Regions from separate parts of the Homo sapiens genome. Here region 2 is linked to region 1. The links are chromatin loops, found by intact Hi-C in ENCODE. Cell type or tissue: ovary. All regions are shown on one strand.

Region 1 (8,000 bases):
TCTCCTGCCTCAGCCTCCCGAGTAGCTGGGATTACAGGCATGCACCACAATGCCCAGGTAATTTTTGTATTTTTAGTAGAGGAGGGCTTTCTCCATGTTGGTCAGGCTGATTCGAACTCCCAACCTCAGGTGATCCGTCCGCCTCGGCCTCCCAAAGTGCTGGTATTACAAGCATGAGTCACTGTGCCCGGCCAATCCCTCACTCTTGAAACTCATTCCTGGGCTTTTGCTACCTGACATCCTTTAAGCTCACATTATTAATCTTCCAGGTTTCTCATTTTCCTTCTATGGACATTTGCTTTCATCTGCCACTTAAACTTTAACCTTCTCAAAATGTCTGTGCTCTTCTAAGCCTTTTTTTTTTTTTTTTTTTTTGAGACAGAGTCTTGCTCTGTCGCCCAGACTGGAGTGCAGTGGTGTTATCTTGGCTCACTGCAAGCTCCGCCTCCTGGGTTCACGCCATTCTCCTGCCTCAGCCTCTTGAGTAGCTGGGACTACAGGCGACCGCCACGATGCCCGGCTAATTTTTGTATTTTTAGTAGAGACGGGGTTTCACCGTGTTAGGCAGGATGGTCTTGATCTCCTGACCTCGTGATTTGCCCGCCTTGGCCTCCCAAAGTGCTGGGATTACAAGCATGAGCCACCGCACCCGGACCGCCACATATTCTTAACAGTCACCAAGTCATGTTAATTCTAACACCAAATTGTCTCTTAAGCCATAATTTCTTCTACATTCCCGTGACCAAAATCTGGCCCTTACTCTCACTCCCTTAGACCATTTCAGCAGTCTCCAATCCACCCATCATATAGCCTACTGAGTTATCTCTCAATGCTGAGTAGATTAGGTCAACTGTATGTAAAAACTAGTAATAGCTCCTTATTGTCTAAAAAATAAAGTTGAAACTCTTTAGCATGTTATTTGAGACTCTTTGCAACATGGGCCTGTCCTATGTCTTACCAGCCTTGCCTCCAATCATTCCTCTCCATATATATCCTATTCTCCAGTCATGCTTGTTTGCTTCTCATTCCTCAGTCACACCATTGACTTGGGCACCAGTTTGCTTCTGCTCAAACTCTTCTCTGCCTAGAACGCACTTCCCATACTTTCTCTTGTCAGTCATTCCCATCCTTCAGCAATCACTCACATTGCCTCTTTGAAGAATTCTCCAGCTTCCCAGGCTAAATTTAATTATTCTTACTCTGTTATATCTATAGTACTTTACCAGAGAATTCACCATGTTGTATTTATAGTGACTTGCTTATGTGTCTTAGTCTTTAACATGAAAGGTAAGGGCCTACTTTACATTCACAGCACCCAGAATAGAGATTAGCCTGTAGGTTAGGTATAAAGAAGTGTTTGCTGAATGAATTAACACATAGATAGAATAGTCACTTTTTATTTATATTACTTGCCCATCATCTCACCTCCTTCCCACCACCTCCCACCAATTATAGTATTCAATATCTAAAGTACAAGAAGCCAATAAGATACCTTTACAAAGACAGCATTCATCATCATAGCAGATGGGTTTAACACTACCAACTCTAGAAGGACATCTAAGGCAGTATCAACTTCAGCTTCATTCCCACTGCAGATATGGGTCACTAAGGCACCAACCACTTCCTATACAGGGGAGAGTCAACAGAACAGTGTAAAACAAAATATGGATGGCCATTCTAAAGGGATTCACCCCCAAGGCCTCTCCAATCTCTACTTTGTTAAAATCACAATCAACCCAAACCCATCACCTATTATCTAGTTTTCATTAATGTTGGCTTCAGGAGATTTAGGAATATGCCAGTGTAACTTGACCATCCCATCTTGACCTATTTCCCATATTTTATCAGTGAGCTCTACCTAAGCCCTCCTGATTTTGCTCCTTGGCGTAGTTTTCCTCTTTCTTTTTCCCATATGGGTTAAATTTTACCCTTTAGGTTGAGGTTGTACAAGATCAGTTGAAATTCCTCAAAAAGATGGCACTCAAGGAGCTAAAAGCTTTAAAGGTTTTCTCCATATAGTACAGGCTAGACTTGCATGTTTCCAAGCAAACATGGATTATGACAGTGTCTCTAAGACATTAAGAGGGTCCAGAAATGTCTTAGATGCCATTCTCCCTTTATACTGTCACTCCATAATAGTCATAACAGAATTACATTTTCAACTGCAACAGCTACCTCATGTCAGCTGCAACTATTGCTCTACTTTAAATGTTTAAAATTTTTTTACAAATCTTCATTTTAAAAGTTCCATTCAAATGCGTTTTAACATTGTTAATGACAGGAAGAATATATGTAAAAATACAAAATAAGACACTGTTCTTTACTTGCTTTCATAAACATTTTCCACAAATACAGTCCTCCCTCTCTGGATATATGCTATTAAAATGTGTCTCGGCCAGGCCCAATGGCTCACGCCTATAATCCCAGCACTTTGAGAGGCTGAGGCAGGCGGTTCACCTGAGGTCAGGAGTTCGAGACCAGCCTGGCCAACATGGTGAAACGCTGTGTCTACTAAAAATACAAAAAATTAACCGGGCGTGGTGGTGTGTGCCTGTAATCACAGCTACTTAGGAAGCTGAGACAGGAGAATCGCTTGAACCCAGGAGGTGAAGGTTGCAGTGAGCTGAGATAGCACCACTGCACTCCAGCCTGGGCATGAAGAGCAAAACCACGTCTCAAAACAAAACAAAAAAAAGTGTCTCATGTTTTGAAATGGACTAGATCTGGATCTTAATTTCAGACAGAGAATTTTAGAGCTCAGAACACAGAGTTAGAGCCACCAGTCAAGTCTCTTCCTTTCATCAAGGCTGGGACTAGAATTGAGCTTTCTTGAGACCCAGGTCAGAGTTCCTTCCCCTTCAGTGAGTTCCAACCAACAAGAAATAAACATCAGATTATTTTCCCTTTCTGTGTTCCCTCCTTGCCAAAATAAATGTTTCAACATACCTGCTGGCAGTACGTGTCAAAAAACTTAAATGCATATTTGTATAGGAGACTGCCAAATGAAATTATACTCTGGTCTAGAGAGTGAAGCAAACTCTGAGCCAGCGACAGAATGGATGAACACATATCCTTAAGAACCTTGAGTGGGGAAGAGTAGAGAGAGAAAAGAAGCTGTAGGAAACAGTTAGTACACAACCTAAGAGTTGCTTATCCTTTTGGAATGTCAGACTTCTCCTCCCTAGCTCTCATTTTAACTTAGGAAATCTTAATCTTTGTTTTACACAAAAATAATCCTTCATCATTCTGAGATTACTCTCAGCATCAATGGGATTCCACGTTTGGATAATAATTGACTTTTAAGCTCAAAGAAGTTAAATTACAAGCCTAATAGAACATTCCTATCTGCTCAATTTGGGATTGGAGGCCAGATGTTCTAAATCCCAGTTTCCCCATGCAATCATACTACCCCCAGGGATGTTCCACCTTGGTTATAATTTGAAGTAGGTCTATAAGGTTCAATGCTAACTAAGCTGATTTTTTTAAAAGAAGATCAAGAAGAGAAGTGATCATAACCTACCAATAATTCAATGTACATAGACATTAATGGACCCAGACTAAATAACCAGTTAATAAACATAGCTTCCTTATTGATACCATAATTTTTAAAAATCTTATATTTAGTACTAAGCTGGGTATAATGCTTTATTGGGGAAAATGCAATGAAAAATTACATGTGGTTTCTGCATCTAGAAAATTACAGCCCAAAACATGTATAATTGGCAGAAATAAACACAGAAAGAACTGCAAGATAAAATAATACAACCGTTAAATCTATTCCTAAATATAAAATTTAAGACCCAGCGAGGTATTCTCATTAGCTCCTAACCCAAACCCCAAACCACTGGCCCATCCAGTTTTCTAAGTTCTATACTGCTAATATCCTGAACGTTCAGCTGGCAAAACACTATTCCTAGCTTATAAAATTCCACTTTGAATAATTTACATTTCTAGAGGAATTATCACCTAAAGTCCACAGTTTTGAATGGCTAAAGAGTGATAGTTCAAATAGGTACATATTTACATTTCTACTAGTTTCTACAGGCTGGTCCTATTCCCCTCAAGGTTTTTATAAGCTACTTAAATAGGATACGGAAGGCCAGTTTGTCAAAGTTGCAAACTGCATTGAGATAGACAATTAAAATGATTAATGCAAAAACAAAATTCAAAAATCTCAATGGGTTTGAACAATGGACTGAAATAAGATGAAATTTTACATGAGAGCTGTAAAGCTTTCTGTTTTAGATTAAAAATCAATAGTCTCTGACACTTACTAAGTAATGAACAGAGAATGTACTCTGGAGCAGCTGTTCTTGAATGCAGCCTGATCGAATCTTATTTCTTAGCACCCTGTCAATGTACTTCTTTGTCTGAGTATTGGTGCTATAGATGATGAAAAGCATCACCAGGTCAAACACCTATTGTCAATAAATATGCAACAACAGAAAAACAGTTAACAAATCAGTACATTTGCTACAATGAAACAGCAGCTTTTCCTCTAATTAAAACACAGAATGGATAATGCTCATTTGTTCCACACACTCCCCTGGGAGTATCTACACTTTTCACAAAACTCAGAAATATTTTTCAGATAAATAAAGTGCCACAACTGTTAACCATTGATACCCCTTAAGAATACAGAGCAGGCCAGGCACAGTGGCTCACATCTGTAATCCCAGCACTTTGGGAGGCCAAGGCGGGCAGATCACAAGGTCAGGAGATCGAGACCATCCTGACTAACACGGTGAAACCCCGTCTCTACTAAAAATACAAAAAATTAGCCGGGTGTGGCAGCATGCACCTATAGTCCCAGCTGCTGGGGAGGCTGAGGCAGGAGAATGGCGTGAACCCGGGAGGCAGAGCTTACAGTGAGCCGAGATCGCGCCACTGCACTCCAGCCTGGGTGAGAGAGCGAGATTCCATTCTCAAAAAAAAAAAAAAAGAATACAGAGCAATATGCATGAAAGTGATATTACTACAGAAGTAACTCTGAACATCTTGACATTTATTAAAAGAAAGATTCAATCACTTGCCAACTCCAGCGTGTATTTGTTGCCAACTACAGTATGTATTTTCAGTATTACTAGGAAAATTACTAGGCCAGGCACGGTGGCTCACGCCTGTAATCCCAGCACTTTGGGAGGCCGAGATGGGTGGATTACGACGTCAGGAGTTCAAGACCAGCCTGGCCAAGATGCTGAAACCCTGTCTCTACTAAAAATACACAAATTAGCCGGGCAAAGTAGCACACACCTGTAATCCCACCTACTTGGGAAGCTGAGACAGGAGAATCGCTTGAACCCGGGTGACAGAGGTTGCAGTGAGCCGAGATCGAGCCACTGCACTCGAGCCTAGGTGACAGAGCAAGACTTTGTCTCAAAAAAAAAAAAAAAAAAGGAAAATTACTTTGTGAAAAGTTGGAAAGACTATAAATGCCCATCAATACATCAATACAGGAAAGGTTCAATAAATTATGATGGAGTAATTTTAATTTTTGGAATATTACACAGTCATCAGGAAGAATAAGCCATGCTAGGCATGGTGGCTCACGCCTATAATCCCAGCACTTTGGGAGGCCGAGGCGGGCAGATCATGAGGTCAGGAGATTGAGACCATCCTGGCTAACATGATGAAGCCCCATTTCCACTAAAAATACAAAAAATTAGCCGGGCGTGGTGGCAGGTGCCTGTAGTCCCAGCTACTTGGGAGGCTGAAGCGGGAGAATGGCGTGAACCCAGGAGGCGGAGCTTGCAGTGAGCCGAGATCACGCCAGTGCAGTCCAGCCTAGGTGACAGAGTGAGAACCCGTCTCAAAAACAAAAACAAAAACAAAACAAAACAAAAAAAGAGAAAACATTGGGCGTGTATTCAGGGCAACCTGAGTCTATGCTTCCAGGAAAAAAAAAAAAACAGTTAAAAAGGCAAGCAGGACAAACAAGAAAAAACAAAAAAAATTTTACTACTTATCTTAACTGAATGCTCCACTTCTTAGGACACCAAAACTGAGTTATTAGACCAGAATACAGTCATTAAAGATAACAATGAAGACAATGCAGACCTTGAAATATTTATGACAGGAGAAAAAATGTTAAGAAAAAAAAGTAAGAATACAAATTATATTTATACAATGATTACAAATATGTAAAAATAGGTATGCAGGCAGCCAAGGTGGTAAATTTATGTTTATCCAAAACCAAAAACAGTGTGTTGGAGTACTTTGATATTTTTCACCAGAAAAAATTCTGAATTTTCATTGCTTTATTCAGCATCATGAAAGCTTTTAAGATAATCATCCCAAAATTGGATAACAAAACTAACAAAAATCCCACAAAACAGATTCCAACCAAAGAAAAATCTTTAAAGGCAACCAATCAGCACCTAAGGAACTCAATCATCCGGCTTTTTATCTTTTGAGATGGAGTCTTGCACTGTCGCCCAGGCTGGAGTGCAGTGGCGTGTGCCACCAGGCCAGGCTAATTTTTTTTGTATTTTTAGTAGAGACGGGGTTTCGCTACATTGGCCAGGCTGGTCTCAAACTCCTGACCTCAGATGATCCGCCTGCCTCAGCCTCCCAAAGTGCTGGGATTATAGGCGTGAGCTACCGCGCCCGGCCAATCATCTGGCTTTTTGATGGAAGGTATTTCTAGAATTAATAGAGACATAAGATCCAGTACCACTGCCTTGACAGTGGACAGATTGATTTACTCTAGTCAGGTCTACATGAGCAAAGTAAAGTAAAACATGGAATGCCATTATCTTGACAGTGGTGCTGAGTGGAAGGAAGGGCAATTAGGCAGATACAGGGACCTGAGACTTAGGTGGTTATTTTCTTCATCTCATCAGTGGGGACCTGGCTTCTTTGACTGCACCTTGATGTGCTTGTTTACACTGTTAGTATTTCCCCTTGTGGATACTGTAGGCTTATTTTATAGCCAGAGTGAGTAGGGGCAGGCTATCTGGCCAGTCGCCACCTCAGATTATCTTCCCCAGACAGCTAATGTTTATTAGAGCAACTAGGGAAGAGAGAGAAGAGTGACTGGAGGGGGGAGAAAGAAAGACAGTGGGAAGGCAAGCTAGCCAATGTCATTACTTTTAAGTCTGCAATACTGAAAATGCATAGTACATGAACATTACCTTGTGTTCAGATACTGAGGCAGTGTTTTCAATTGCCTGAAAAAACAGGAGAGAGTCACAAAAATATTATGACACATCAGCGAAACACGTTACACCTTATTCAGCATGCCCTGTTATCTCATCTAAGAGCCAATGTGTCCATCTGGCAACCATCAGCTATCATTTCCACTTGAATGAGTTTTGAGATTTTTATTTCAGTCTACCTCAGTTATACATCTGTCACTAATTGCCACTCATTTCCTCCTTGATAATCAAAGTTCCAAAGATCTCACCTTAATCCAGGCTTCTGAAATGGTTTTCTCATATCTAATAGCTGACTTTATTACATCAAAGAGGAGAATAATACAGCTCTGACCGCTGCTTTCTTGATTTCCTGAGGAACTACAAGTAGCAGAGAGGAAAAAAATTACTCTTCTACGTACCAGAAAAGAACTTACAAGATCGGAGTTCCTGCCATGTACCCTGGAGCAAATGACAACCTCATGTATAAGATGGCTAATAAACTTGCACTGTCGTCTGTCTGGGATTGATCTGAATGGCTAAGAAAATATATAAACACATACATACTCACATACATATATGTAATTTGAAAAACAATATAATACTAGATGTAAATGTCATAATAGTATCATTATTTGTAGTAGTATTAAGCTCTAACTCTGACAGTGGGATGTCAGAAAATTGTGACATCCTGTGTGAGGATGAGCTCTTTACCTTGCTCGTCCTTTACTTTTCAACTTTACTTGGGAAGCCTGTAACCGTGATGGCAAAACACAATGCTGCAGATCCAACTTCTCCCGAAGCTCAGAAATTACCTGCAGAAAGTAAATATTAGCTATGGTTTTCTGCTCATTCATAGTGGGTAGG
Region 2 (8,000 bases), 1.8 Mb before region 1:
CAAAGAATGGAATTATTACAGCTGTAATACGGAATAAAGTTCTGATGCATGCCACAACATACATGAACCTTGAAAATATTATGCTAAAGTGAAATAAGCAAGGCACAAAAAGATACATATTGTATGATTCCATTTATATGAAGCATCTAGAATGAACAAATCCATAGACAGAATGTGATTAGTGATTATCAGGAGGTCGGGAGAGGAAGATGGCAAATTATTGCCTAATGGGTACAAAGTTTGTTTGGGATGATCAGAAAGTTCTAGAAATGGATAGTGGTAATGGTTGTATAACATTGTGAATATACTTACTGCTACTAAATTGTACCCTTAAAAACAATTTAAATGGTATATTTTATGTTATGTGTATTTTATCAAAATTCAAAAATAAAATAAAATAATGAAGTAGCTTTATATTACTGATTAGAAGCAATCTCCCAAATAAACTGCTAAATGCAGAAGGTAAGATGTAGAACAAGAGGGGAAAGGAAACTACAGGTAAATACAAATTTGTAAATTCTCAGAACATCTCAGAAGCTTATAAAGTGATTGCCCCTGTAGGAGACAAACCAGGTGCCTAGAGGACTGAGAAGAAGTGAGAGTTATTTTTCACTGGATACCCTTCTATATGTTTTGAATTTTGTATGACACATGTATATTACCTAGTCCAAAAATTTTTTAATTAAAAAAATGTGTTGATTGGGGATCCAAGAAAGGGGTGGGAGGGGAGATAAAAAAATATGCTGGTTGTTCAAAGTCACAGTCCAGTATGAATTACTGCCATAAGGTAGCACTAAAGATACAAATGAGTTACAAGTTATGATTCCAATCTAATCTCTTCCTTTTGTTTTATTTTATTTTATTTATTTATTTATTTATTTATTTATTTATTTATTTATTTATTTATTTATTTTGAGATAGAGTCTCATTCTGTTGCCCAGGCTGGAGAGCAGTGGCACAATCATGGCTCACTGTAGCCTCAACTCCCTGGGCTCAATGGATCCTCCCACCTCCGCCTCCTGAGTAGCTAGGATTACAGGTGTGTGCCACCACACCTGGCTAATTTTTGTATGTTTTTGTAGAGACAGGGTTTCACCATGGTGCCCAGGTTGGTCTCAAACTCCTGGCACATGTGATTCGCCTGCCTTGGCCTCCCAAAGTGCTGGGATTACAGCCTGGCTTTTTCAGCGAATGGTGTCCACAAACCAAAAACAAGCCCATGTGAAGTTCACATTAGATGGAGATGTTTCTTAGAAAACAAGGCAATTCTGTGTCCCCACTGCACTCAGAACCTGAACAGTTTCATGGTTAGCTGATCCCAGACCCATCTCTACCCTAATAGACAAAGCTTTTTGAGGGCAGAGGATCTAATATATCAGTGCCTGGCACAGAATAGGCACTTAATGTTTGTGGTAAGAATTAAAAAAATGCTGGAACTATGGCTGTGTACTCCATTTCCACTAATACACACTAGCAAATCTATCATTTGCTTATTTTTTTCCAGCAAATTTCAAGTAAAGAGGTTTAAAAATACAAAACACTAAAAATACTAAAATTAGCTAGGTGCAGTGGCATGTGCCTGTAGTCCCAGCTACTTGGGAGGCTGAGGCAGGAGAATTGCTTGAACCCAGGAGCTGAGATCATGCCACTGCACTCCAGTGTGGGTGACAGAGCTAGACTCCGTGTCACAAAAAAAAAAAAAAAAAAAAAAAAAAAAAAAAGGCCAGGCTCAGTGGCTCACGTCTGTAATCCCAACACTTTGAGAGGCCAAGGTGGGCGGATCCCGAGGTCAGGAGATCGAGACCATCCTGGCTAACATGGTGAAACCCCTTCTCTACTAAAAATACAAAATAATTAGCTGGGTGTGGTGGCGCACGCCTGTAGTCCCAGCTACTCGGGAGGCTGAGGCAAGACAATTGTGTCAACCCAGGAGATGGAGGTTGCAGTGAGCCGAGATCATGCACTGCACTCTAGCCTGGGCAACAGAGGGAGATTCCATCAAAAAAAAAAAAAAAAATCTTTCCCAACATATTGCCTCTTACCTGGATGTGGCTGCTGGCTTCATTCTGTTTACTAAATGCCAGTGTGCTGAGAACATTGAAGAGTTTTCGTATTTGCTGAGGGGATATATTATCCAGATAATCTAAAATGCCCTGCAGAAAAAATGATGCCAACAGTGAGGCTGGCAGCTAACATTTTTTCCCTTAAAAATCAAAAAATTAAAATCCCTGTAAGAGAGGCATACATAGATAGCCAGGTATCTAAACTTTTTAGCTCTCTTAAAAGCTTAAGTTCCAAAAGCTATGCTCAGAGCCCAGAGGTTTGATAGGCTGGATATAAACTGAGAAAACTCTTACAACTTTCTAAATGTCTTATTAACAGCGACTAGGAACTAACTATCAGGAAAGATAAAGTTTTCTTTATCCTCTTCACTCTGAACCACAATCCTGGGCTTTAATCATCTACTGCTTAGTCATTCTAATGCACCTCCCAGTTCTCCGTATTCTTTACCTCCACCTTTCCCTTTTTTTCAGTGAAAACAATATGCTATAAAAAGTTATGTCTTTACTATTCCTTGCCGTATCATCCCTCCCCAGCTTCTACTCCATAAATTATTTCTCCTTTCTCTACAGATCTGGAAGGAGTCACAAGGAAACTATTTACTTTGTGACCTTGGGAAATGTCTCAGCTTTTCTCGTCTGTAACAGGGCGATAATAATAGCTATACTACCTTTCATGGTTTGTCTGAGGATAAAGTAGTAAAACAGCTTTGTAAACTTCTAACAATTTTTAAAATTTTCCATTTCTGCCTCTCTATTGAATCCTTTCTGTCAGCCTACAAGCAATCTCAAACCTCCTCATCTAAAAAATATCTCCCTCGCAACCAGCTTCTCTCTCAAGCTACTTTTCTTATTCTCTCCTCCTTGATGCTTCTTGACATTGACTGTATTCCCCAAGTCTTCAAGTTACTGCTCTCTGGCTTCCACCCTTATAATTCAATTAACATTGTTCTCTCAGAGGTTACCAGGGGTATCCTAATTGCCAAAGCCAATAGCCTCTGCTCCATCTTCAACCTCTACAGTATCCATCACTGGAGATAAATCCCTCACTCTTGAAACTCATTCCTGGGCTTTTGCTACCTGACATCCTTCAAGCTCACATTATTCATCTTCTAGTTTTCTCATTTTCCTTCTGCGGACATTTGCTTCCGTCTGCCACTTAAACTTTAACTGTCTCAAAATGTCTGTGCTCTTCTAAGCTTCTACGGTCTTCTGCCTCAAAATTGCCTCAGTTGAGCTCACATTTATACGGTTCTGAACACCCAAACTAAATCTTCCACCAAAGGGTGCCCCACAGGGTTCCAAACCAGAATTTCCAACTATCCACTAACCACCTACACGTGGCTATCCCATAGTGAACTCATCATACTTCCTACAGAAGATGCACGCCCCTCCTGGTCTCAGAAAATGGCACGACTATTTATCTAGTTTCCTAAGATGAAAAAACTCGGACCTAGTTTTTCTGTTTCTCACTGCCACATATTAACAGTCACCAAGTCATGTTAATTCTAACACCAAATTGTCTCTTAAACCATCATTTCTTCTACATTCCTGTGACCAAAATCTGGCCCTTACTCTCACTCCCTTAGACCATTTCAGTGGTCTCCAATCCACCCATCATATAGCCTACTGAGTTATCTCTCAACGCTGAGTAGATTAGGTCAACTCTATGTAAAAACTGCTAATAGCTCCCTATTGTCTAGAAAATAAAATTGAAACTCTTTAGCATGTTATTTGAAACTCTTTGCAACACGGGCCTGTCCTATGTCTTACCAGCCTTGCCTCCCATCACTCCTCTCCATATATATCCTATTCTCCAGTCATGCTTGTTTGCTTCTCATTCCTCAGTCACACCACTGACTTGGGCACCAGTTTGCTTCTGCTCAAACTCTTCTCTGCCTAGAACGCACTTCCCATACTTTCTCTTGTCAGTCATTCCCATCCTTCAGCAATCACTCAAATCACCTCTTTGAAGAACTCTCCAGCTTCCCAGGCTAACTTTAATTATTCTTGCTCTGTTGTATCTATAGTACTTTACCAGAGAATTCACCATGTTGTATTTATAGTGACTTGCTTATGTGTCTTTGTCTTTAACATCAAAGGCAAGGACCTACTTTACATTCACAGCACCCAGAATAGAGCTTAGTCTGTGGGTTAGATATAAAGAAATGTTTGCTGAATCAATTAACACATAGATAGAATAGTCACTTTTTATTTATATTACTTGCCCATCATCTCACCTCCTTCCCACCACCTCCCACCAATTATAGTATTCAATATCTAAAGTACAAGAAGCCAATAAGATACCTTTACAAAGACAGCATTCATCATCATAGCAGATGGATTTAACACTACCAACTCTAGAAGGACATCTAAGGCAGTATCAACTTCAGCTTCATTCCCACTGCAGATGTGGGTCACTAAGGCACCAACCACTTCCTATACAGGGGAGAGTCAACAGGACAGTGTAAAACAAAATATGGATGGCCATTCTAAAGGGATTCACCCCCAAGGCCTCTCCAATCTCTTCTTTGTTAAAATCACAATCAACCCAATCCCATCATCTATTATCTAGTTTTCATTAATGCTGGCTTCAGGAGATTTAGGAATATGCCAGTGTAACTTGACCATCCCGTCTTGACCTATTTCCCACAGTTTATCAGTGAGCTCTACCTAAGCCCTCCTGATTTTGCTCCTTGGCGTAGTTTTCCTCTTTCTTTTTCCCATATGGGTTAAATTTTACCCTTTAGGTTGAGGTTGTACAAGATCAGTTGAAATTCCTCAAAAAGATGGCACTCAAGGAGCTAAAAGCTTTAAAGGTTTTCTCCATATAGTACAGGCTAGACTTGCATGTTTCCAAGCAAACATGGATCATGACAGTGTCTCTAAGACATTAAGAGGATTCAAAAATGTCTTAGATGCCATTCTCCCTTTATACTGTCACTCCACCATAGCCATAACAGAATTATATTCTCAACTGCAACAGCTACCTCATGTCAGCCGCAACTATTGCTCTACTTTAAATTAAAAAAAAAAATTTTTACAAATCTTCATTTTAAAAGTTCCATTCAAATGCGTTTTAACATTGTTAATAAGAGGAAGAATATATGTAAAAATACAAAATAAGACACTGTTCTTTACCTGCTTTCATAAACATTTTCCACAAATACAGTCCTCCCTCTCTGGATATATGCTATTAAAATGTGTCTCAGCCAGGCCCGATGGCTCACGCCTATAATCCCAGCACTTTGGGAGGCTGAAGTCCAGGTCAAAAACCTATTGTCAATAAATATGCAATAATAGAAAAACAGTTAACCAATCAGTACATTTGCTACAATGAAACAGCAGCTTTTCCCGATTAAAACACAGAATGGATGATACTCATTCGTTCCACATACTCCCTTAGGCTTATCTACACTTTTCACAAAACCCAGAAATTTTTTTCAGAGAAATAAAGTGCCACAACTATTAGCCACTGGTATCTCTTAAGAATACATTGCAATATACATGAAAGTGATACTACTACAGAAGTAACTTTGAACATCTTCACATTTATTAAAAGATTCAATCACTTGCCAACTCCAGTATGTATTTTCACTATTACTAGGAAAATTACTTTGTGAAAAGTTGGAAAGACTATAAATGCCCATCAATCTGGAAAGGGTTCAGTAAATTATGATGGAGTAATTTTAATTTTTGAAATATTATAGTCATCAAAAAGGATAAGCCAGGCTGGGCGTGGGGGCTCACACCCGTAATCCCAGTACTTTGGGAGGCTGAGGTATACATATCACCTGAGGTTAGGAGTTCGAGACCAGCCTGGCCAACACGGTGAAACCCCATTTCTACTAAAAAATACAAAAAAAAAATTGGCCAGTCGTGGTGGCAACTGCCTGCAATCCCAGCTACTCGGGAGGCTGAGGCAGGTCAATGACTCGAACCCGGGAGGTGGAGGTTGCAATGAGCCGAGATCGTGCCACTGCACTCCAGCCTGGGTGACACAGCGAGACTCTGTCTAAAAAAGACTTTTTAATTACAAAATTAAAAAAAAAAAAGAATAAGCTAGACTAGGGGTCCCCAACTCCTGGACCATGGAGTCCGTGGTCTGCTAGGAACCAAGCTGCACAGCAGGAGGTGAGGGGTGGTCAAGTGGTCATTACCACTGAGATCCGCCTCCTGTCAGATTAGCGGCTGCATTAGATTCTCACGGGAGCGCGAACCCTATTGTGAACTGCACATGCGCAGGATCTAGGCTGCACGTTCCTTATGAGAATCTAAGTAGTGCCTGATGATCTAAGGTTGAACAGTTTCATCCTGAAATCAGGCCCCGAGACGGTCTGTGGAAAAACTGTCTTCCATGAAACCAGTCCCTGGTGCCAAAAAGGTTAGGGACTGCTGAGCCATACTCTATTTTTTGACAGAGAAAAGACATTCCTGACATGAAGTGGAAAAATCAGCAGCCTGCAAAAGGATAATCAGGCTGGGCATGAAGGCTCATGCCTATAATCCCACTGCTTTGGGAGGCTGAGGAGGGAGGATCATTGAGCCCAGGAGGTGGAGGCAACAGTGAGCTATGATTGTGACACTGCACTCCAGCCTGGTGACAGAGTGAGACCCTGTCTCTTTAAACAACACCACCACCACCCATAATCATAGTTAAGATTCTGCTTTTGTAAAAACAATATATAAACATACATATGTGTAGGCATAAGAGTATACCTGTACTTGCACACAATTACAGCTCGTATATGAACAGAAAAAATTTGGAAGGATGATTATCCCTGAGGAATGGGACAGAGAATGGAGAAAAACTGTATTTTTTACATCTGTAGATTCCTTGTGGGTTTTTCTCCACAATTAGCTTGTTTATCTACATTTAAAAAAGAAAAATATGAGGACTGGGTGAAGTGGCTCATGCCTATAATCCCAGCACTTTGGGAGGTCCAAGCAGGAGGATCACTTGAAGCTAAAAATTTGAGACCAGCCTGGGAAACACAGCAAGACCTCATCTCTATAAAAAATAAAAGAATTGGCTGGGTGTGGTGGCTCACACCTGTAATCCTAGCACTTTGAGAGGCTGAGGCAGGTGGATCACTTGAGGTCAGCAGTTCGAGACCAGCCTGGCCAACATGGTGAAATCCTGTCTCTACTAAGAATACAAAAATTAGCTGGGTGTGGTGGTGGGCACCTGTGATCCCAGCTACGAGGGAGGCCGAAGCAGGAGAACTGCTTCAAACCAGGGGGCAGAGGTTGCAGTGAGCTGAGATTGTGCCAGCCTGGGCGAAAGAGCAAAATTCTGTCTCAGGAAAAAAAAAAAATTGAATTAGCCAGGCCTGGTTGTGCTTGCCTGTAGTCCCAGTTACTCTGAAGATTGAGGTGGGAGGATCACTTGAACCCAGGAGTCTGAGGCTGCAGTGAGCTATGGTGCTGCCACTGCACTCCAACTTGGGCGACAGTGCAAGACCTGGTCTCTTAAAAAACAAAACAAAACAAAAAAATAGAAAACGTTGGGAGTATATTCAGGGCAACTTGAGTCTATGCTTCTAGGAAAAACAAACAAACAAAAACAAACAAAAAGAGTTAAAAAGGCAAGCAGGGCCTTTTATCCAAAATGGCTGAATAGGAACAGCTCCTGTCTGCAGCTCCCAGCATGACTGACACAGAAGACGGGTGATTTCTGCATTTCCAACTGAGGTACCTGGTTCATCTCATGGGGACTGGTTGGACGGTGGGTGCAGCCCACGGAGGGTGAGCCAAAGCAGGGTGGGGCATTGCCTCACCCAGGAAGCACAAGGGGGCGGAGGATTTCCCTTTATAGCCAAGGGAAGCCGTGACAAACTGTACCTGGAATATGAGGAAACTCACAACCAAATACTGTGCTTTTCCCAAGGTCTTAGCAACCAGCAGACAAAGAGATTCTCTCCTTCACCTGGCTCAGCA

The links. Hi-C counts contacts between places; a loop is a spot of excess contacts. Peaks named below come from ENCODE experiments on the same cell type or tissue, not always from the same donor. Only the 100,000 strongest peaks of a DNase experiment are listed, where the experiment ranks them.
Region 2: it touches region 1 in a loop (25-fold over the local background); 3 of 110 quality-filtered maps call a loop at or near these places.

Annotation. Positions count from the first base shown.
Region 1 is chr3:10,042,998-10,050,997 of GRCh38, reverse strand. FANCD2 (FA complementation group D2) reads right to left here. Exons shown (of 44, transcript NM_001018115.3): 12 at 7,848-7,948; 13 at 7,406-7,514; 14 at 7,134-7,169; 15 at 4,275-4,418; 16 at 2,947-3,081; 17 at 1,493-1,624. Among named protein-coding and RNA genes, the nearest start is that of FANCD2, 21 kb to the right of the region's middle. In ovary, no CTCF peak of the experiment used is centred here; no DNase peak of the experiment used is centred here.
Region 2 is chr3:11,867,796-11,875,795 of GRCh38, reverse strand. It overlaps the pseudogene FANCD2P2. Among named protein-coding and RNA genes, the nearest start is that of TAMM41, 25 kb to the right of the region's middle. In ovary, no CTCF peak of the experiment used is centred here; no DNase peak of the experiment used is centred here; H3K27ac peaks cover 350 bases.